2 separate regions of the Homo sapiens genome follow, and region 1 is linked to region 2. A link is a loop called in an ENCODE intact Hi-C map of the cell type or tissue named here. Cell type or tissue: PC-3. All regions are shown on one strand. Links, peaks and the distances in the headings refer to the core of each region. The heading gives the core; the rest is flanking DNA.

Region 1 (10,807 bases), core at 996-8,995, 72 kb after region 2:
CTATGCAGCCATAAAAAATGATGTGTTCATGTCCTTTGTAGGGACATGGATGAAGCTGGAAACCATCATTCTCAGTAAACTATCACAAGGACAAAAAACTCTACATTTTATGCTTGGACTATCAGAAAAACTGTTTACTTGAAAACAGTTTACAGAAAAACTCTTTACCCTGACATGTATTGATTTGTTGCTTTGTGTTTTTTGAGACAGGGTCCCACTCTGTCACCCAGGCTGGATTGCAGTGGTATGATCATAGCTCACTGCAACCTCAAACTCTGGGGCTCAAGCAATCCTCCTACCTCAGCCTCCCTAGTAGTTGGGACTACAGGCGTGTGCCATCACACCTGGCTAAATTCTGAGTTGTTTTTTATATTGAAGCCTTAATCTTTCATTGAGGAATACCACAATAAACAGACTGAGCTTGCTGTTGAGAAGTTGTTGAGGACAACATAGTCTTCTGTATTAATGTTTAACATATTAAAGACCCTATGAAAAGTTTATTTTAGAATCACGTGTTTCTTATAAGAAAGTGACATTTTTGGCCGGGCACAATGGCTCACGCCTGTAATCCCAGCACTTTGGGAGGCCGAGGCGGGTGGATCACGAGGTCAGGAGATCGAGACCATCCTGGCTGAAGCGGTGAAACCCCATCTCTACTAAAAATACAAAAAATTAGCCAGGCGTGGTGGCGGGCGCCTGTAGTCCCAGCTGCTCAGGAGGCTGAGGCAGGAGAATGGCGTGAACCCGGGAGGCGGAGCTTGCAGTGAGCAGAGATCGCGCCACTGCACTCCAGCCTGGGCGACAGAGCGAGACTCCATCTCAAAAAAAAAAAAGTGACATTTTTATCTCTTCAAGCATGAAAAGTAGATAACTAGGCATGTCTTACTTTTTGCTTTCACTGTCAAGAAATTGGAAACAAATTCAGAGCTAATTCAAGACGCCTCTGCCATGTATTTCTTTTTCTCCCCAATCTTATACTGTTCTGTTTTCTCTGATCATTTTTTTTAGGTTGTCTCACTAATTATGGAACAATGGCAGGGATGTGTATGAAAGAGTGAGCAGGTAGATAAGTCAATAGATGAATGCTGTTGCCTCCTCAAATCATTAGTTGTATGAGCTTGGGTGAGTTAAACAACCTTTCTGCACTGTTAATTTCATCTGCAAAATGAGAGGATTAATAGATCAAATATTTGTAGCTGCAGAACTCTGTTTTCATGGGAAATAATTTGGAAGCCCGAAATAGAAGCCAAGTAGTAGCAGAACTGTTGTGTCAGGCCAGTGCCATAGTGGCCGGGAAACTAAGCCTCATTTTTTATCCAGATCATATTAGAACTGCCTCTTGGAACAAAGAAACACTACCTCTAGTGTTTCTGCAATACAGTGTTCTGTATTACAGCCTTGACTACTCTACTTTTTCCCCCACTCCAGTCAAGTTTTACATTTTGTAGTAGGCCTCCTTTTTGCCATCTTCGTGAAGATTCTGAATTTTCCTGGATGGATAAAAATCATAAGGATAATAAATGGATATTTCAGTGTTTTTTTAGTCAGTGGTTTGCAAAACCACCTGGAGGGCTTGGGAAAACACAGGTTGCTGTGTCCTACCCACACAGGTTTCTGATTCAGTAAGTCTGGGGTATGACCAAGATATTGCATTTTGAGCAACTTTCCGAGTGATTCAGAAATTATACTTTGAGAACTACTATCCTATGTGAGTATTAAAAATGTATTTTAGTCACTTTTCTTATTTTAAAAATTACATCAAATCATATAACTTCATAAAGCTCAGAAAACAATGTCTGAGTAATATATGGTTTTTGAAAAATAACATTTAAGTGACATATTCCGATGTCATGGAGCAAGTGAGAAACTGGTTTGAAATGTTTGCTATCTAGTGTCAAGGGCTATCTATCCCTTTTTGACTTCTTGTGCTACTGGTGCAAATGGATAGATATTAATCCTGCAGCAATCAGGATTTGCTTCAGCAATAAAGAAATTATTGATGTCTGAAAGCAATCCTTTCCTTTTGACATGTTGGCAGCACCTAAGAAGAAAATGTCAGGGTCAATATAAGTGCATTTACTGACAGTTTGGCTCTTTCCTATGTTACAGAAAATGATTTCACATTTAGCTTTTATCAAAAACAGAAACACTGACCACTCTGAAGGATATAAACAATAGCTTTCAGCTTAGTCATTTTCCACTTATAAAGTGATACTTTCATAGAAATAAACAATGCAAACTTCAGAGAGCCAAAACAATTACACAGAAAAAAATCATTGCATTTTTGCCATTTTTAACTCAGATTTAAAACAACTGTGTCTGGTAGTAACTGGAGAAAAATCACTGTTTTGTGTTCTGTTAAGTTAAAACAGTTAAAATCACTTTATGATAAAATATGGCCAAAAAGAAGAATCATCTTCAATTAGGTACTTCAAGATCACTTGTATTCTCTGCTTCTCTTTCAGAGCCTGATCCATGTATTTCTTAAACTTCTTCATCATATATAAAATTTCGTGTTTATAAAATTTCCACTAAAACCTCAATTATTAGTTTCATGAATCAGAAGTTACAATTAGTTTCATTTCTGGCTCACCAAGATTTGTCAATTTCTGGATAAAAGGGACTCCCTATTCAGAATATCCCTTTAAATCTTTTTTAAAAGTGCACCTTTGATGTGTACATGTTTTTATGTTATTTATGGCTTCTGAAAATATTATGCAAAAAAATTGTTATGGAAACAACCCAAATGTCCACAAGCAGGAAGATACATTGTGATAGATCCATACAATGGAATATCATTCGTTCATAAAAAAGAATAAAGTACTGATGCATGATAGAATGTGAGTGAACCTCAATATCAAGAAAATGGACGAAGCCAGACATAAAGGATCACATATTGTATGATTCCATTTATATGAAGTATCCATAATAGGTAAATCCACAGAAACAAAAGCAGATTGGTAGTTGCCAGGGACTTGTGGGGAGTGAGGAATGGGGAATAACTTTTTAATGGGAAGATAGGGTTTCTTCTTGGGGTGCTAAAAATGTTGAGAAGTAGATAGAGGTCATGGTTGCACAACACTGTGAATATAATTTTATGTGAATTTTACCTCAATTTTTTAAAGAAATCAGTTGATTTAAGACTTAACTGAATTCTAGAATTTTTGAAATGAAGGTGTTTCTCAAGGTCATCCAACCCAATCTCCTGTTTTTCACAAATGAAAAAACTAAAACTCATCAAGATTAAATACTATATATCACTAAGATTGCCTAGTAGCTAGTCCAAACCCAGGCCAGAATTTGAGTATCTGGATTTTTAGCCCAGTGATTTCTTTTTAAACTACTGCATGCTGCTTTATTATCAATTGCTATTTTTTTTAAATTTTTTTCTGGGAACATACTACAAGTGTTAGTTTAAAAGTAAACTAACATAAAAGTAAATACAAAAAGAAGCATAGCTTCCTTTGTGCCACATATAAGAAATGTAGACATAGAGAGTGTTTATTGCAGTAATTTGCCAAAAAGCAAGCCATAGTTTAAATTAGAAGAGGTTTATTCCCTGCAGCACTTTCACAATCACAGAAGGCACCTATATTTTAAATGTAGTCTACATTGGCCTGGCTTATGAACTGCAACCTTCTATGATTGCAATTCACTTTTTTAAATTAAAAAAAATTTCAAAATAATTTTTGCATAATTATTAGCACATTCTACCACTTGATAATTTTTTGTTTCTTTCAATAGACGAAAGCACTCACATTGTAAAAAAATTATATAAATGACCTTGTCTTGTGATGAAGCTAGAAGATCTGTTTTCAACGAAACTATTCTCAGAGGCATCTAGGGAGAAACATTTGAGTCAGGTTGGGAGTTAGAGATAGAAAGCAGCAGCAATTAAAGCAAGATAATGTATTACCCCCTGGAAATTGGGTGTTATACTCAAATGTAAAGGACTTGTATTGATTTAGTGCTAGCCTCAGAAAATAGTCAGATGTCCTCATTTTAAGGGAAAACTTTAGGAAATGTAATTATATCGTTTCTTTCTCTCTAAATCTGCCTTAGTTTTCAATTTCTTTATGTAGTTCGTTACTAAGAGGAAGCTACACTCTCATTACCACACTAAATGGATTTTCTATTAATATTTATCTCCAATGTTATTTTTATCTGGGTTGTTGTTTTCATTTCTACTTAGTATGTATTTTCTTCTTTCCTTTTAGTTCAGAGGTCAACAAAGTATGGCCTATGAGCCATACGCTACAATAGCAGAGTTGAGTGGTTGCAACAGATACCATGTGGCCTGCAAACCTAAAATATTTATTGGGGCATTTTACAGAAAACACTTGCCAGTCCTTGCTTTAGTTGACCAAGTAGAAAAGGAAGAGCAGATTCTACAGAGTGAATAAATATCACCAGCAAAGGAAAGGATATAGAAAGGTACAGGATTTATACTTAGGCTAGCTAGAAACTCCATATGGTCAAAGTAAGAGTTTTGTGGATGTGAGTCATCAGAGATTATATAGGAAAGATAGATTACTGTCAGATTTAGAGGATTTTTAATGCCACTTCAGGAACTTGAGCTACTATTGTTTAGGAAATGAGTCATTTAAGGTTTTTTGAACAAAGGAGCTTTGCCAGAGCAGGAAAGTGTTGCAGTAGGGTTTACAAAGTAATGAGAGTTATCAACTAAAGTTATATTAATAGGAAGGATGACATAGTTCCAGGAGTTGCTGTATAATTAAAATTGATAGGACCTTAGACACTGCATTTTGAGACAAAGAGATAATAGTTTAAAGATTAAAACTTCATTGGGCAGAAAAATTATTATTTATACACATATTAGGGAAGTAAAGAGCTAATTTTTGTGGAAGGTTTAAGTTGATGGAGAAGGATTATAACACTACATAGGATAAGAAACAAAACTGATTACTAGTTATCAGCATTACTGAAGTTGTTCACTCATCCCAGGCACAGGCAATTTTTTACTCGCCATATTTTATCTCCAGGGCACCCAGCTGCCATCATCTTGTCAGGGTCCATCTCTTTATAAAATCCTCTTACTTTGCTCTCCAGAATCCCACCCTGATACACAGATTTACTTACGCTACCTCATACAGAATAAAGTACTTCCATTTTCCAAGTACTCTGAACCATGCTCAAGAAGGGCTTTAGCTCTCTCAAATAAAAAGACTTATCTCAAGGTGTTTAATTCAAGTAGAGCCACAGTTCCGAAACTGTGCACTGACACCCCAGGGTACTGCAGCAGACTCACAAGAGTGCTACAGGATATTTTATATCGGTTTCAAAATTAAATTTTGCTACATTCCTTTTGGATGATGTCTTTTTAAAAAATAATTACTGTTGTTGTTTTTTTTTTAATATGTACCTCCTGAAAAATCAATGCAGAATGGGAAATGAAGGTAGCAGTATCCACTTGGAATACAAGGCTTGAAGAGTGTGCAGTATTCCATAAGCATACATATTCATTTAGTAAATACAGTTAACCCTTGAACAGTGCCGGGGGTTAGAGGCACTCCCCTCCCCCGGGTAGTTGAAAATCCATGTATAACTTTTGACTCCCCAGAAACTTTACTAAGAGCCTACTGTTGACCAGAAGCCTTACCTGTAACATTAATCATTGATGAACATGTATTTTGTATATTATATGTATTATACAGTGTATTTTTGTAACACAGTAAGCTAGAGAAAAGAAAATCATAAGGAAAATATATTCATTGATATGGTTTGGCTCTGCTTCCCCACTCAAATCTCATCTCGAATTTTAATCCCCATAATCTCCACATGTTAAGGGAGGGACCTGTTAGGAGGTCATTAGATCATGGGGGCCATTTCCCCCATGCTGTTCTTGTGATAGTGAGTTCTCGTGGAACCTGTTAGTTTTATAAGTGTTTGACAGTTCCTCTCTCATGTGCCCTCTCTCGCCTGCTGCCATGTATGACATGCCTGCTTCCCCTTCTGCCATGATTGTGTTTCCTGAGGCCTCCCCAGCCATGCAGAACTGTGAGTCAATTAAACCTCTTTTCTTTATAAATTAGTCAGTCTTGGGCAGTTCTTTATAGGAGTGTGAAAACGGACTAATACATTTATTGTTCATTAAGTGGAGGTGGATCATCATAAACATCTTCATCCTAGTAGTCTTCACACTGAGCAGGCTGAAGAGGAGGGTGGGGAAGAGCTGGTCTTCCTGTCTCAGGGGTAGCAGGGGTGGAAATGATGAAGGAGGTGGAAAGGATGGCAGAAGAGGTAGGCATACTCAGTGTAACTTTACAGAAATACGTTGTAATTTCTGTCTTATTTTTCATTTCCCTAAAAATGTTACTCTAAAAATGTTTCTATATGGCACCTATCCTTCCACCTTTTGCTTTTGGTTCAGTGCCCATATCATAGAAGGGTCCATGTTGTAAAAGAAGTCAAAAGCAGTCTTTTGAATAACTGGAATCATTCTGTTATATGGTCTAATATGAATTTGTTTCTGGCACTACTTATTCTACATCTTCTTTCTCATCATCTGGCACTGATTTGGAAGCACTCATCTCCATCAAGTCATCTTCTGTTAATTCCTGTGATATGGTGTCTGTTAGCTCTTGAATTACTCCAAGATCCGTATCTTGAAACTCTTCAACTTCCCCCCACTTTTTTTTTTTTTTTTTTGCCATATCCACAGTCTCTTTTATGATATCCTTGATTGACTCTGTTGTAAATCCTATGAAGTCATATACACCATTGGACACAGTTTTTCTCTAGCATCAATTTATTTTTTTGGGCTTGATGGCTTTCATGGCTACTTTTGTAACAATGGCGTTTTCCATGATTTGATTCTTTCAGATATCCTTGGTGTTCTCTAAGTTGAGGTCTACTTCCATAGCATTGACAATCTTTTCTATAGATTACCATGTGTAATGATCTTTAAAGGTCCTTATGACCCCCTAATCTAGATCTGAATTAGAGATATTGTGTTTGATGGCAAGTAGACCACTTTGACACCTTTGTTGTTGAACTCCTGGTGTGGGTGACCCGGGGCATTGTTCAATATCTAAAGAAATTTAAAAGACAGTTCCTTACTGACAAGGTACTTCTTTGTCAGCAGAAGTTACTTCTCCTCTTATCCATTTTTTGAAGCCAAACCTCTTTCTAAAAATGTCAAGCCATCCTTTGCTGACATTAAATTCTCCAGCTTTAAATCCTTCACCTTCCTTTTGCTTTAAGTTGTCATATAATGACTTCAAGTCTTACTAGAGTATGCCTTTCTTATAGCAATTCTGTACTCACATTGTATTTTAAATATAAGATAAAAAGATATTTTACAGAAACTTCAAGGTTTTCATGCCTGCTGTCGTAGCTGCAGTGATGGCTCCACAAAGTCCTCCCCCAACCACAATGGTCCTTACACTGGATTCATCTATCTTGAAATGGTGGGCAACCACAGCTGCAGACCTCAATCTACGGTACATATCAAGCAAGTCAGCTTTTTTTTGTAATGATTTTTCTCTGCTTCTTGGGAGCACTTCCAGCATCACTAGTGACATTTCATATGGGTCCCATGGTGATGTTCAAGATTTACAGTATTGCACTAAACATGATGAAAAATAATTCAAGAACCATGAGAGATCACTTTTTATTGCAATATGCAATTTACTGTAAGATGTAGGGTTCACTCAGAGATGATTAGCATCAGATGTCATTTTCAATGGATACAACACTTGAGCTCACTGCAAAAGCAACAGGTGGTAGTTACAACGTTGTTACAATAGTACAGTATTTACTGCAGTTCATTTTATGCAGTTAGGATTTAATACTGAATTTTTACATTTGTTTACATTTCTCTTGACTCAAATGCTGCCGTGTATGGTCTGTAAGTGTTTGCCTGTGTAAGTTTTGATAGATTTTAACTTTTTATAATACATTTTTATAGTTTTATGATAGTGATAAAATAGTATCTACATATACTTTATGAGTTCATGACATACTTAACAATTTTTATCAATATTTCTAGGCTACACAGTTTGTCTGTAGAGTATTTCAAACTATCACAAATTTCCAAAAAATTTTCTGATATACTTCTTGAAAAAATTTTTACACACAAGTGGATCCATGCAGTTCAAACCCAAGTTGTACAAGGGTCAACTGTATTGTAGTTATTTTTTAATGAGATTTTAAAAACTTTTTTCAATTTATATGTATTTTTCTTAACTGAGTATTAAATTCTGAAGCTAGTACTTATTAAATTGTTTGGACTTAACATTAAACAGGACTGTTAGGCATTTGTTAGCATACCATGAAAAAATGAAAAAAATAACAAAAACACTAAAAACACTGTAAACTGGGAAAGTTTCAGATTCTCTGAATTTGAGAGAGTTGTTCAACTCTAAAATGAATGCATTCTTCCATAAGCATGTGAAAAGGCAGCAGTCTTTCTTTTTTCTCTTTTTTTCAAAATTGCTTTCTAGACTGGGCACAGTGGCTCACACTTGTAATCCCAGCATTTTGGGAGGCTGAGGTGGACAGATCGCTTGAGCCCAGGAGTTTGAGACCAGCCTGGGCAACATGGTAAAACCCCATCTCTACAAAACATCCAAAAATTAACCAGGTGTGGTGGTGCACACCTGTAGTCTCAGCTTCTGTGGAGGCTGTGAGGTGGGAGAATCGCTTGAGCCCAGGAGGCAGAGGTTGCAGTGAGCCGAGATCGTGCCACTCCACTCCAGCCTGGTGACAGTGAAATCCCCTCTCAAAAAAAAACAAAAAAACAAATTTGAAAACACATTCTAGTGACATGGGATTTTGTGTAGCATCTTAACAAAAATGTAATCACATATTTAAAAATTTTCTGTGCTTTTTGCTGTATCAAACAAAAAAAGTAAGAAGTGCTCTTCCCTTTAAGGTTATGGTCAGGTCAGAGTGGTAAGACAAATACAAGTTGCTTATATCATTAAGTAAAATAAAATAATTACCCTCATTTATTTCATAATATCACATATTATGGGCATTCAAAGAAGAATGTGTACATCTGTTAGTGGGAATGAAGAAAGAATTTGTTAGATTTTAAATGGGCATTGACATGTTGGTAAATTCTAACATGTAGAGGTAGTGGACATTTCAGATAGAAGGAAAAACATAAAAACTCAAGATTTATTTTGGGAGAAGCAAATTATTCTATATGACTGAAGCAAGGACATATGTTATGAAGTAATGTAGATTACAGCTGGTTTACTATAAGTTGGAGTACTATCGTGGAGCACTTTGAATGCTGGGGTGTGAGGCATTTGGATTCAATTTACTAGGAAAAGAAGAGTGATTAGGGTGATTAATCTGTCAGCAAGATATAGGATGATTAAATCAAGGAGAGAAAGGAGGCAGGGATAGCTTTTTAAAAGGGAATGATGGATTTTGCTTTATGTATATGTATTTCAAAGGAAACACCAAACTGTTGATCTTTAAAGAGCATACTTTTGTTCAGCACTGTAACTAACAGTTGTAACATAAAACTCACTTTTCTGATGGGAGGCAGAAGACTTTCTAACTTTCTTGTTATTTCTAGAGGAATAATATCAATACAATGTAAATATGTATGGAATGCATACTATAGGCCAAGAACTATATTAAGCATTTATTTAATTCTCACAACCCTTGAGAGACATTATTATTCCCATTTTACAGGTGAGAACAGTAAAGCCTAGTAAAGTTAATGTTGTCCAGAGTCACATAGTTAATAAGTAGACAGATTAGCAAAAATTTTTAAAATAAGTTTACTAGTTGGTTTAAACTAAGGAGAATTGAGTTAATTCTCCTTGGGTCTTATCAAATTATCTTCATCTGACTTAGGCATAGTTTCTCTCTTTTTTTATTTTTCATATCACTCCTGATCTCTTCCCACCATGGGTACTCTTAATGTGTTTGATATGGCTCTTACATTTGGATGTGTCCTTTAAGACTGTATTGTGTTATTTTAGATGCATGCATATGTGTTTAAATTATACATAATATATAAAAGGGTAAATTATAGCTTGTCTGATTTGATATATATGTTTCTACTCTATTGCTTTTATATTTTTATTTTATAAGAAACACACATTTTTATTTTATAAGAAACAAGGTCTTGCTATTAATATGTTACCAAGACCAGAATGCAGTAGTTATTCACAGGTGTGATCATTGTGCAGATAGCCTTGAACTCCTGGCCTCACCCTATCCTCCCACTTGAGCCTCCTAAATAGCTGGAACTACAGGTGCATGCAGCTGGGCCTGGCTTAGTTTACTGCTTTTTTAAAAATAATTTACAAATAATAATTGTACATATTCATGGAATACATTATGATTTTTTTTTTTTTTTGAGACGGAGTCTCACTCTGTCGCCAGGTTGGAGTGCAGTGGCGCGATCTCGCCTCACTGCAACCTCCACCCCCTGGGTTCAAGCGATTCTCCTGCCTCAGCTTCCTGAGTAGCTGGGACTACAGGTGTGCACCACCATACCTAGCTAATGTTTGTATTTTTAGTAGAGATGGGGTTTCACCATGTTGGCCGGGATGATCTCGATCTCTTGACCTCTTCATATGCCTGCCTCAGCCTCCCAAAGTGCTGGGATTACAGGCGTAAGCCACCGTGCCCGGCCCATAATGATGTTTTGATACCTGTAATGTATAGTAATCAGACAGGGATAAATAGCATATCCATCATCTCAAACATTTATCATTTCTTTGTGTTAAGAACATTTAATATCCTCCATCTACCTATTTAAACTATTTAATATATTTTTGTTAACTAAATAGTCATCCTGCAGAGGTATAGAATTCTA
Region 2 (10,807 bases), core at 1,954-9,953:
ATTGGTTGAATATACTCTGGAACATACAATAGACTACTATGTTTATAAAAGCTATCTGTTTTTATAAATATATGGAGTAATTTCCAGGAAATATTACATGAAACAAAAAGCAGAAACAAATACCCATAGTGCTACTTGTCATACAAGAAAAAGGGAGAATTAAAGAATGTGTATGTTCAGGAAGGATAAAGCAGAAAACAGTAAAATTAGTTACAAGAGGTAGAAGGGAGAGTGAGGTGGAAGGGATGTGGGAGGGAGTGAGACTTGGATATTGGGGTATACTTTCTTGGCATAGTTTCAACTTTTGAAAGCATGTTAATGTCCAACATATTCAAACAGTTAAATAAAAATGATATCACTGGGACAGGGACCTAAAATTGTAAACAAACAAGTGAACTTAATTCATTTTTTTTTCTTATTTTTTTATTATTATACTTTAAGTTCTGGGATACATGTGCAGAATGTACAGGTTTGTTACATAGGTATACATGTGCCATGGTGGTTTGCTGCACCCATCAACTATCACCTACATTAGGTATTTCACCTAATGCTATCCCTCCCCTAACCCCCCAAGCCTCAACAGGCCCCTGTGTGTTATGTTCCCTTCCGTGTGTCCATGTGTTCTCATTGATAAAGTTAATTTTAAAGTAAAATGAATACTATATCCATACCGAAAGGGGATAAAGAAGAAAGAAATGAAGGAAGAAGGGAGGACAGATTTATGAACACCAGATTCAACTATATGTCCTTAGCTTGGGGTGGGTGGGAGAGAAATGAAGAATTGCAAACAAATCCTGAACTCACTTTTGTAGGTTTATTTTATTTTATTTTATTTTTTTGAGGTGGAGTCTGGCTCTGTCGCCCAGGTTGGAGTGCAGTGGCGTGATCTCCGCTCACTGCAAGCTCGACCTCCTGGGTTCACGCCATTCTCCTGCCTCAGCTTCCCGAGTAGCTGGGACTATAGGTGCCCACCACCACGCCTGGCTAATTTTTTGTATTTTTAGTAGAGACGGGGTTTCACCGTGTTAGCCAGGATGGTCTCGATCTCTTGACCTTGTGATCCACCTGCCTTGGCTTCCCAAAGTGCTGGGATTACAGGTGTGAGCCACCGTGCCCGGCCTATAGGTTTATTTTAATGGTATGGGCAAACTAAATCAGAGACTATTTTGAGCAAATGAGTGAGCCTGGTTTCTCACTATGGAAGAAGGGACAAACATATAGACAGGAGGAAGACAGGTAAGAATTCTGTGTAGAGGAATTGGATTGGAGGTGTCTGTGTACATATGGACATTTCTGTGTGTGTATGTATCTGTTGATGTGTGTGCATGTATTTTTGTATATGTATATGTATGTGTGTGTGTGTGTGTGTGTGTGTGTGTGAAGAGACATTCATATATTTCTTAGCTCTATTGCTGAAAGAGCAAAGGAGCGAAGTCACAATAGTAGTGACACACCTAGCGTTATTTCCCACTGTTAGTTTCCTAAGGCTGCTGTAATAAATTACCGTAAACTTAACAGAAATTTATTCTTTCATAGTTCAGGCGGCCAGAGCTCCAAACCGAAGGTGTTTGTGGGGTTGGTTCCTTCTTGGGGAGGCAGAGGGAGAACCTATCCATACCTCTCTCCTAGCTTCTGGTGGTTGTGCATAATCCTTGGAGCTTGATGGTTTGTGACATTATAACTTCAATTCCTGCCTTCATTGTCATATGACATTCACCCTATGTTTACCTGTCCAAATTTTACTCTTTTTATCAGAGTAATCCACTCATTAGGGCCGACTCTAATTCACTGTGACTTTATCTTAACTTCCAAAGACCCCGTTTCTAAATAAGCTCACATTCACAGGGTTAGTACCTGATTATGACTTTTTGAGGAGCACAGTTCAGTCCCTAATGCCTACTAAAACTAAAGCTCTTCACTCAAATGACTGGCTTCAGTCTGGGGCAGGGTAGGTACAAGATGAACCTAGAACATGTTGTAATGCCAAAAAGTAAGGAAATGCTAAAAAGTAAGATAAGTTGTTTGTTAAGTATACAGAATCTAGCTTGAAGAGTTCCCCACTGGTCAAATCTAGGGCAATTTGAGCATCAAATAATTAAATACAGTAATGAATTATAAGCTGTTGGAAATAAAGAACTTTATAAGACCATTCCAATCACTAATGGGTGGATGGATAGAAAATGAAGATATTTTACTTACAGTGGCATGCTGAAAGTTGACCAGCAAATGTGGAGGTTGTGCTAGAGTTGGGAAAAAACAAAACAAGGAAACCTCATTTTGCAGTCATCATGTTAAAGATTAGATCAGGCAAAAATCATCAATGGTTGTAACATCTAAGAGGACAGACATGTTGATGAAGAACAGAATATTTACATGGTCTTGAAATGTTGTATGGGAGAAGAGAAAAACAGCAACAATGCAGTGGAGAAATCAGACAACACATTGACAGGGTGATCACAAGTATCACCTCCAGTGAGAGTCAAATGAACATTGTTTGCCTCCTTATGTGTTTATCTGTCCCTGAGAAGTACACAACATCATCTATGCAGTTTCTGGCCCAGAATGCATCTCAACTCAATCACAAGAGAATATTATGCATACATACAGAAAAAGAAAGAATACAACTGAACATAGATGATAAAGAAAATGAGGTAAAAATGTGACAACAGATGAAAATGGATAAAGGTATTTTCTGTGTTTTTATTTTTGGAACTTTTTGTACATTGAAATGATTGCCAATGGAAAAGTTTAGATAAATTGTCCTAAAGTTACAGAGAACTTGCAGGGAAAAACATCTTAAAGTAGACTAATAGTGGAGAGTCATAAAAGACACTTGGCAAATCTTCTTAGTTGAATATTATTCAAACTATTCAGTCAGGGAACTGATTTTGTGCTAATTATGAAATGCATTATTGCATTGACTTTATGTCTCTTACAACATTAAATTATGTTACCTAGGATCAATTTGAGATTCAACACATGATAGTAGTTTAATACAGTGAAGTCATAACTTGCAACAAACTATCCCAATTTTAAGAATTAATTCTGAGCAATTTTTATATGCATGAAAAAGATGGTTAGAATTATTTGCAGACACTTGCATATTCTTTAGTCAAGTGGTCTTATTACCATAATTCATATCTGTTGTGGGAGTAGGGAAGAAAGAGATTTAAAAAATATCTATCAGTTCTTTCAATCAAGTTAGGTATAATATTAATAGACTTTGAGCTAAGAAAGTTTTCATGACCAGAAGAGGAGCAGGAACTGTCTAACATAGAAAATGTTTATGGTATACCATAATCAGTTATACAAATATAAAAGGAAAAAATGTTTGACTAGTGATACTCTCAAACTTGGATATCCAGAAGAGTGATTCTGTCAGTACACTAAAAGCAAATTCATCTATCAGGAGCTTTCATGTTTTCATTCAACAAATATTTATCCAGTGCCTATTATGTACCAGATAGTGTTATACTGTGAATCGGGAGCATATGTTAAAATAGACAATATAGTAGACATTATTCTCTAAAATTATTAACAATAGTAGCTAATACTCATATGATACTTACTCTGGGCCACATACCATTCTAAGATCTTTACATATAGTAATTCCTTTACCTCAAACAACCTTATTAGATTGGTACTATTATTACCTCTATTTTATTGATGAAGAAACAGAGGCACGGAGGTGTTAACTTTCTCCAGGTTTCACAGCTAAAAGTAGCAGACCCAGGATTTTGAATCCATCAGACTGGCTTGTGTCCAAGCTTTTTTTAATTAATTTTTTTTATTTTGACATAATTTGTAGATTCACATGCAGTTGTAATATAATACAGAGAGATCTCATGTACTTTTTACTCAGTTTCTCGAGGTAACTTCTTACAAAACTATAGAACCATATCATAACCATCATATTGACACTGATATAGTCAAGGCTCCAAATATATCTGTCACCACAATGATCCTTCATGTTGCCCACCCACTTCCCTCTGTTCACCTATTGAAAGACATCTTGGTTGTTTCCAGTTTGGAGCTATTACAGATAAAGCTGCTGTGAATATTTGCACATAAGTTTTTGTATGAACACCAATTTTTGGCTGGGCGTAATGGCTCACACCTGTAATCCCAGCATTTTAGGAGGCCGAGATGAGAGAATTGCTTGAGGCCAGAAGTTCATGACCAGCCTGGTCAACGTAGCAAGACCCCATCTCATTTTATAAAAATAAAAAATTATTTTTTAAAAGGAACATCAATTTTCATTACTTTAGACTGCCTCTAAGCTTTTAATTCTTACATTCTACCACCTCTCAATATATAGTAGGGAATAAATAGTAGAGAATGACTTGATGGTTAAGTTGACATTCAGAAGAGGCCTGAAGGAAGTGAAGAAAAAAGCCATACAGCTGTTTGGGGAAAGCACATTTCAAGCAGAGGGAACAAGCACAGAGGCCTTGAGAAGGAAATATGCCTAGAGTGTTTGAGACAGAGCAAGGCGGCTGGAAGGAGATGAGTTCTACAAGGCAGCTATGAGCCAGGTCTATAAGATGTGGCTGCTATATAGAAAATAGATGGTGGTTGGGCAAGTGTTGAAGCATGGGGAACTATTAAGAGGCTGCCCATCGGAGCTTGCAGTGAGCCGAGATCCCGCCACTGCACTCCAGCCTGGGCGACAGAGCGAGACTCCGTCTCAAAAAAAAAAAAAAAAAAAAAAAAAGAGGCTGCCCATGTGAGAGATGATGGTAGCTTAGACTTATGGTGGAAGTGTTAAAGATGGTTCAGATTCTAGATATGTTTTGAAGAAGAGCTCACAAAAATTTTTCTGATGGGCTGACAGTTGGATATGAGAAAAGGAAAGGAGGCAAGAATGATTCCATTTACCAGGTTCCAAGAGAATGATTACAGAAACCAATAGATTGCCTTATTTATTTATAGTAGGAAATGTAGTTATCACATCGGCCCAAATGTTTGTGTCTGCTTAATCCGCATATCTGTTTCTTTAGGCAAACTTGCATTGGAATGTAATGGCGACTGCAGAATCAGGATAAGGGGACTTGAATAAATCAGTCTTTAAATGCATCTGAGGCCGGGCATGGTGGCTCATGCCTGTAATCCCAACACTTTGGGAGGCCGAGGTGGGCAGATCACTTGAGGTCAGGAGTTTGAGACCAGCATGCCCAACATGGTGAAATCTTATCTCCACTAAAACTACGAAAATTAGCCAGGTGTGGTAGCTGGCACCTGTAATCTCAGTTGCTCGGGAGGCTGAGGCACGATAATTGCTTGAACCTGGGAGGCGGAGGTTGCAGTGAGCCTAGATTGTGCCACTGTGCTCCAGCCTGGGCAACAGAGCAAGACTCTGTCTCCAATCAATCAATCAATCAATCAGTAAGATACATTTCACTCCAGCCTGGACAACAGAGCAAGACTCTATCTCAGTCAATCAATAAGATACATTTATCTCTTTAGTAGGGACCTGAAAAAATTAAATTCCATAGACAAAAGGCTTTCTGAGCTCTTCTTTAATAAGTAGTGTTGGCAGATGCAGTGGCTCATGCTTATAATTCCAGCACTTTAGGAGGCCAAGGCGGGAGGATCCCTGAGGCCAAGAATTTAAGACGAGCCTGGTCAACATAACAAGTCCCTGTCTCTACCAAAATAATAATAATAATATTTAGACATGGTGGCTTGTGCCTGAGGTCCCAGCTACTCGAGACGCTGAGGTGGGAGGATCCCTTGAGCCCAGGAGGTCAAGCCTGCAGTGATCCATGGTTGCACCACTGCACTCCAGCCTGAGCAACAGAATTTTTATTTTTATTTAAAATAAAAGTAGCACAAACATTTGCTTTTGTTTCTCTTTCATAATGCACCAACACTACCCTAACCCCCAACATAATCCTTTTGTAGATTTGTTAATATATTCAGACAGGCCATATTCCATATCTGATCCTACTTAGTGGTTTGATGGTTGGCTAAAAGGCAGTATTAATATCTGTTATTTCCATGCTATTGAGGGATATCTCACATTGATCATCCTTGTATTGGCAATAGAAATAAATGGTGATAGTATTTTTTTCATTTAGATAAATTTAGCACTGCTCTTAGTATTATTGAAACTTAGTTTAGGAATGTATCATTTATCTATAATCATTTATTGCTGAAGTGAACCCTTCTTTAAATTTTCCTCTTCCAAATATTGATGTAGTTCTTTCTTTCTTCATCAGTTCCATGCATACAATTCAATTTTCTTCATGACACGGGATCATCATCTATAACGTCTGTTACTTATAGGACTATTCTATGAGTCTCTTCAAGTGTATACATGTATTTGCTTTTATTTTAAGTTACTCAAATTGTTATATATTTTGAGTACTTATATATACATTTTAATAATTTTACTAGCCCTGGAGCTGGTGGTGTGTCATCTTCAACTTCCTTTTTAAATTCCTTCTAATTTCTTAGGGTGGGAAAAATCTAATTCAGTAGATTGAATTTTTAGAAAAGAGTAGATAAACTGATGTCTAAATATTTAGGTATTTGTCTATTCTGGAACCTTTTTGCTTCATGATTTTTCTTTTTTACTTTGCATTCCTGAGATTTCCTTTCATGAACTGGAAGGCTTTACTTTACTAAGTGACTCAGCAGTAGCTCTATGTATCTTTTAGTTGGAAATGCCTTTGGCTCTATGCATGCACACACTGCCCATTAATTAGCAAACCAACATAGAATCATCTGTTGATGACAAAATTACCAAAATGGATCATCCATAAGTGTTTATACTGCAAACAGTGTATCAGAAATGTCATAATCTCATTCATTAAGAAATTTACATACACACCAGATTTTAGAGTGCTCATTCATGATGAATGTCTACTTCCACACTGTTTGTTTGGAAACATTCAATAGCCAGTCTTGAATTTAAAAAATTTAATTGAATGCTTAAAGAATTACAAGTGTTCCTTTCCTTGGCTCTAATGCTAACCAAAGTGCTTTTCTAAACTGCTAAGAATGGACTGAAGATTCTGCTGAGGGCTGTAGATACTTATCTGCCTAATTGAGCCATCATTTGTTGACATGAAGAAAACCACGTGACCTACTTTAATGCATTTCTCAGTAGCAGCAGGAGGCTAGAATGTAGTTCATCCAACAGTAAAACTAGCAGCAGTATTATTAGACATGTGAAAATAGCATTGGTTATGGGATTAGTTTTGTAAAGTAAGGATAGTAATATAAAGGTATATAGTCATAATATAAACAGTATAGAGTGATTTTTTTATTTTCAAAATTATTTGAATCCAATAATCATTTAAGTCAGTCATTCAGTAACTATTTACCAATGTTTACAGTTGCCAGCTATATTAAAGGAATTGTTGACTTGTCAAAGTTGATTCATATGAGAGTAACAGTGTTAAAATCTGAAACTGGTATGGATTGCTAAAACGAAATACTTTGAGTACACAGGGAATTACTATGATCAAAACTATGCTGGATACATTAATTTGACCATGTGTCTTTAAATTGGAGGTGAGGAAGATTAGTTACAGATACATTAATTAGAAAGGTGTTATATTAGTCTAGGTTGAGGCTGATATAAGTAAGAAAGTAGGAAAGGATGCAAAAGCCCTTGGAAATGAATATTTGTGTGTGGTGAAGTAAAATGAGGTAGAGGTTACCCTTTTACATGACTTGAGAGAATCATGGCTCATTTAGTAAATCCAGAGGGAGAAATGATTTTCTATATATATAATGAGTTTGGAATACAGGAAGAATGCCAAAAATAACATCTTAAGGAATTCTTCCTAAATAGTGAAGAAAGAAATTAGTATCAACAGAAGAGACAGAAAAGGATGGTTATGAAAGATAGGAGGTCATCGCTGTCTAAAATGACTGATGGATTTTGATTACACCACTGGTGATAGAAAAAAAATTATTAGAGAAAAGTGTAGTCTGAGAACTATTTGATCTTAGTCTGTAATGAATGAAATATAAAATTTGAGACTATTTGGAAACTGTTTAACAAGTTTACACCCCCTTCCAGCAAATACAAAATTACAACAAATTTAAAGATGTTAATTGGTTTTTATTTGCAATTCTAAAATCGGACAACAACCTCATTCTATTAAATAGAATGAATATTCCAGTAAGCTGAGCAGAGGAAGTTGACTTTATAGACAGAAAAGGGCTGAGGAAAGCAAAAACAGAAAACAAAATGTGGATTGGTATTTCCAAAATTACTTTTCTTATAAAGGTTAAAGCAGAGGGGACTTCCTTATACCAGCTAAAACTGGTCTGTTTGGGGATCTGGCTATTATCTGTTTCTCCTGATTTCTTGGAAAGTAAGATAAACAACTATGTTTTAGCTTAGTGATGTGGAACTTCAGCTTGAGTGACTCCATTTTGGTTTGGTCTGGTGGGCCTAGTGCAGGAGCTTAGTCCAAACTAATGGGATCCTATACATTTTGTTTAACACTGCCAACATCCTGGTGCACGATCATCAGATTTCTCATTGAACAGGGAATGGATGACTTTGAATGTTGGAGAGCACCTGTGGTGAGTTGTTTATATATAATCTGTAAACTAGTTATGCACAGTAGCACTATATATGGGTCTATGTTGGACTAGAGGATAAAAAATAACTTGGCCTTCACCTCAGAGAGTTTAAGAATCACTATGCCACCAGAAAGATGGTAGTAGTAGGCACATTACATCGAGTGAAGACTGTTGGGTGAGAGGGAAGGTTTGCTTAAAGATATAAGAGATTTGAGTTTGTATATTGTCTAAGGAAGATATGATAGAACAGAAGACTGATAATGCAGTGTGGAAGAGTGATAACTGCTAGATGGAATTGAGATCAAAGGTTTATAGATGAAGACTTTATCCTTGGAAAAATACATTTACATTTATTTAATGTTTAGTTTTTAAATTAGATATTATGTAACTTGAGCCTCACAGTAATCCAATGAATTAGGTGACATATGGTTGGTATAATTCATCCGCCTTTACATTTAAGAAAATTGAGACACAAAAAATGTTGTGTGTTATCCACAGTCATGTGGTTAGTAAATGGGGAGATATTTTCATGCCCAGTTCTATGCTATAACTACTATTATGTCTGAAAATAAAGGCAGAAAAAAATACTTGAAGAAAAAATGGCAAAAAACCGCCCAAATTTATTGAAAAACATTTGTTTATACATCTAGGAAGCTCTTTGAACACCAAGTACAATAAATGCAAAGAGATGCACACCTGGCCTCATAATAGCAAAATCTTGACTATTTGACAAGGACAAAAGGAAAATCTTAAACTCAGCAAATCACAACAGGGGAACACAAAATTAACAGCTTACTTCTCACCGGTACCAATGAAGCCAGAAGGTAATGAGATAACATATTTAAAGTGCTGAAAGAAAAAAATCATCAGCAAATAACCTTATGTCCAGCAAAAATATGTCAAAAATAAAATGAAATATTTTCCTAGATAAGCAAGTCTAAGAGTGTTCATTGCTGGAACATCTGCCTTACCAAGAAATACTAAAGAAAATTCTTTAAGCTGAAATTAAATGACAACAGATAGCAATTTAAATCTATACACAAAAAACAAAGAGCATCAATAAAGGTAATTATGTAAGTAATTACAAAAGACAGTATAATGACATATTTCTTCACTATTCTCTCAACTCATTTAAAAGCAAATGCATACAGCAATTTGTGTATAATTGTATTTAGGCCCTATGACTTATTAGAATGTAATGTATATGATGATAACAGCAGAAAGGAGGTGCATGGCAACAAAGCTCTATTGGAGTGAGTAAGAAAAGGACACCAGATGGTAAACTAAATTCACAAGATGAAATGAAGAAAACCAGAATGGTAAATAAGAAGATTAATATAATAAACTCTTTAAATGCTTGTAGTCCTAGCTACTTGGGAGGCTGAGGCAGGAGAATCGCTTGAACCTGGGAGGCGGAGGTTGCAGTGAGCCAAGATCATGCCACTACGCTCCAGCCTGGAAATCATAAGGAATAGAAAATATATTTACTATTCATTAAGTGGAATTGAATCATCATAAAGGTCTTCATCCTCTTAGTCTTCATTTACTGTCTCCAAAAAAAAAAAAAAGTTTCCATGACTCTTCAGTAGATTATCATAAATTAAGATGTATATTGTAACCCTTAGGGCAACTGATGAGAAAATAACAAAAAATTCTAGTTAAAAATTATTAAAATGCCCCTATAATATGCTTAACTGATTTTTGACAAAGGTATAAAGCCAACTAATTGGTGAAAAGATAGCCTTTTCAAAATGTTGCTGTGGCAACATGACGTCAAAAGTGAAAAGTGGCCAAAAGACCAAAAAGTGAACCTTGACCTGATACAAAAATCGAGTAAATGGATCACAGCCTTAAATGTAAAACGATGAAACTTTTATGAAAAACATAGGAGACAATCTCAGAATCTAGGGGTAATCAAATTTCTACTGAAAATTTTAGTAGCCACAGCAAATAAGCAATAAATAGAAAGAAATGTCATTAAGGTTGGAAAGAAGTGAAACTACTCTTATTTGTAGATGACATTTTGCATATAGAAAATCTTAAGGAATCCACTAAGAAAAATAAAGGAGGACAGGTAGTGATAAATGCAAAAACAGAAAGTAATGAAATAGAAAACAAGAAAATAGAATTAAATCTAAAGCCTTTTTAAATAAAATTAACAAAATAATCAAAGTGGTCATAACACTAAGCAAGTGAAAAAAGAAAAGATAGAAGCAATATTATAAGTGAAAAACAATGTTTAATCATAAACAATTCTAAG

What was found. A loop is a pair of places that touch in the nucleus more often than their neighbours do. Peaks named below come from ENCODE experiments on the same cell type or tissue, not always from the same donor. Only the 100,000 strongest peaks of a DNase experiment are listed, where the experiment ranks them.
Region 1: it touches region 2 in a loop (2.5-fold over the local background); 2 of 110 quality-filtered maps call a loop at or near these places.

The regions. Positions count from the first base shown.
Region 1 is chr10:74,498,867-74,509,673 of GRCh38, forward strand. All of the region lies in intron 6 of ADK (adenosine kinase), which reads left to right. It overlaps ADK-AS1 (ADK antisense RNA 1), which reads right to left. Exons shown (of 5, transcript NR_120673.1): 3 at 10,526-10,643; 4 at 9,506-9,549; 5 at 7,632-7,727. Among named protein-coding and RNA genes, the nearest start is that of ADK-AS1, 25 kb to the right of the region's middle. In PC-3, for the core only: no CTCF peak of the experiment used is centred there; a DNase peak (open chromatin) is centred at 4,555; H3K4me3 peaks cover 561 bases; H3K27ac peaks cover 2,213 bases.
Region 2 is chr10:74,426,378-74,437,184 of GRCh38, forward strand. The region is part of intron 6 of ADK (adenosine kinase); the gene reads left to right. Among named protein-coding and RNA genes, the nearest start is that of ADK-AS1, 98 kb to the right of the region's middle. In PC-3, for the core only: no CTCF peak of the experiment used is centred there; DNase peaks (open chromatin) are centred at 6,644 and 7,244; H3K27ac peaks cover 1,543 bases.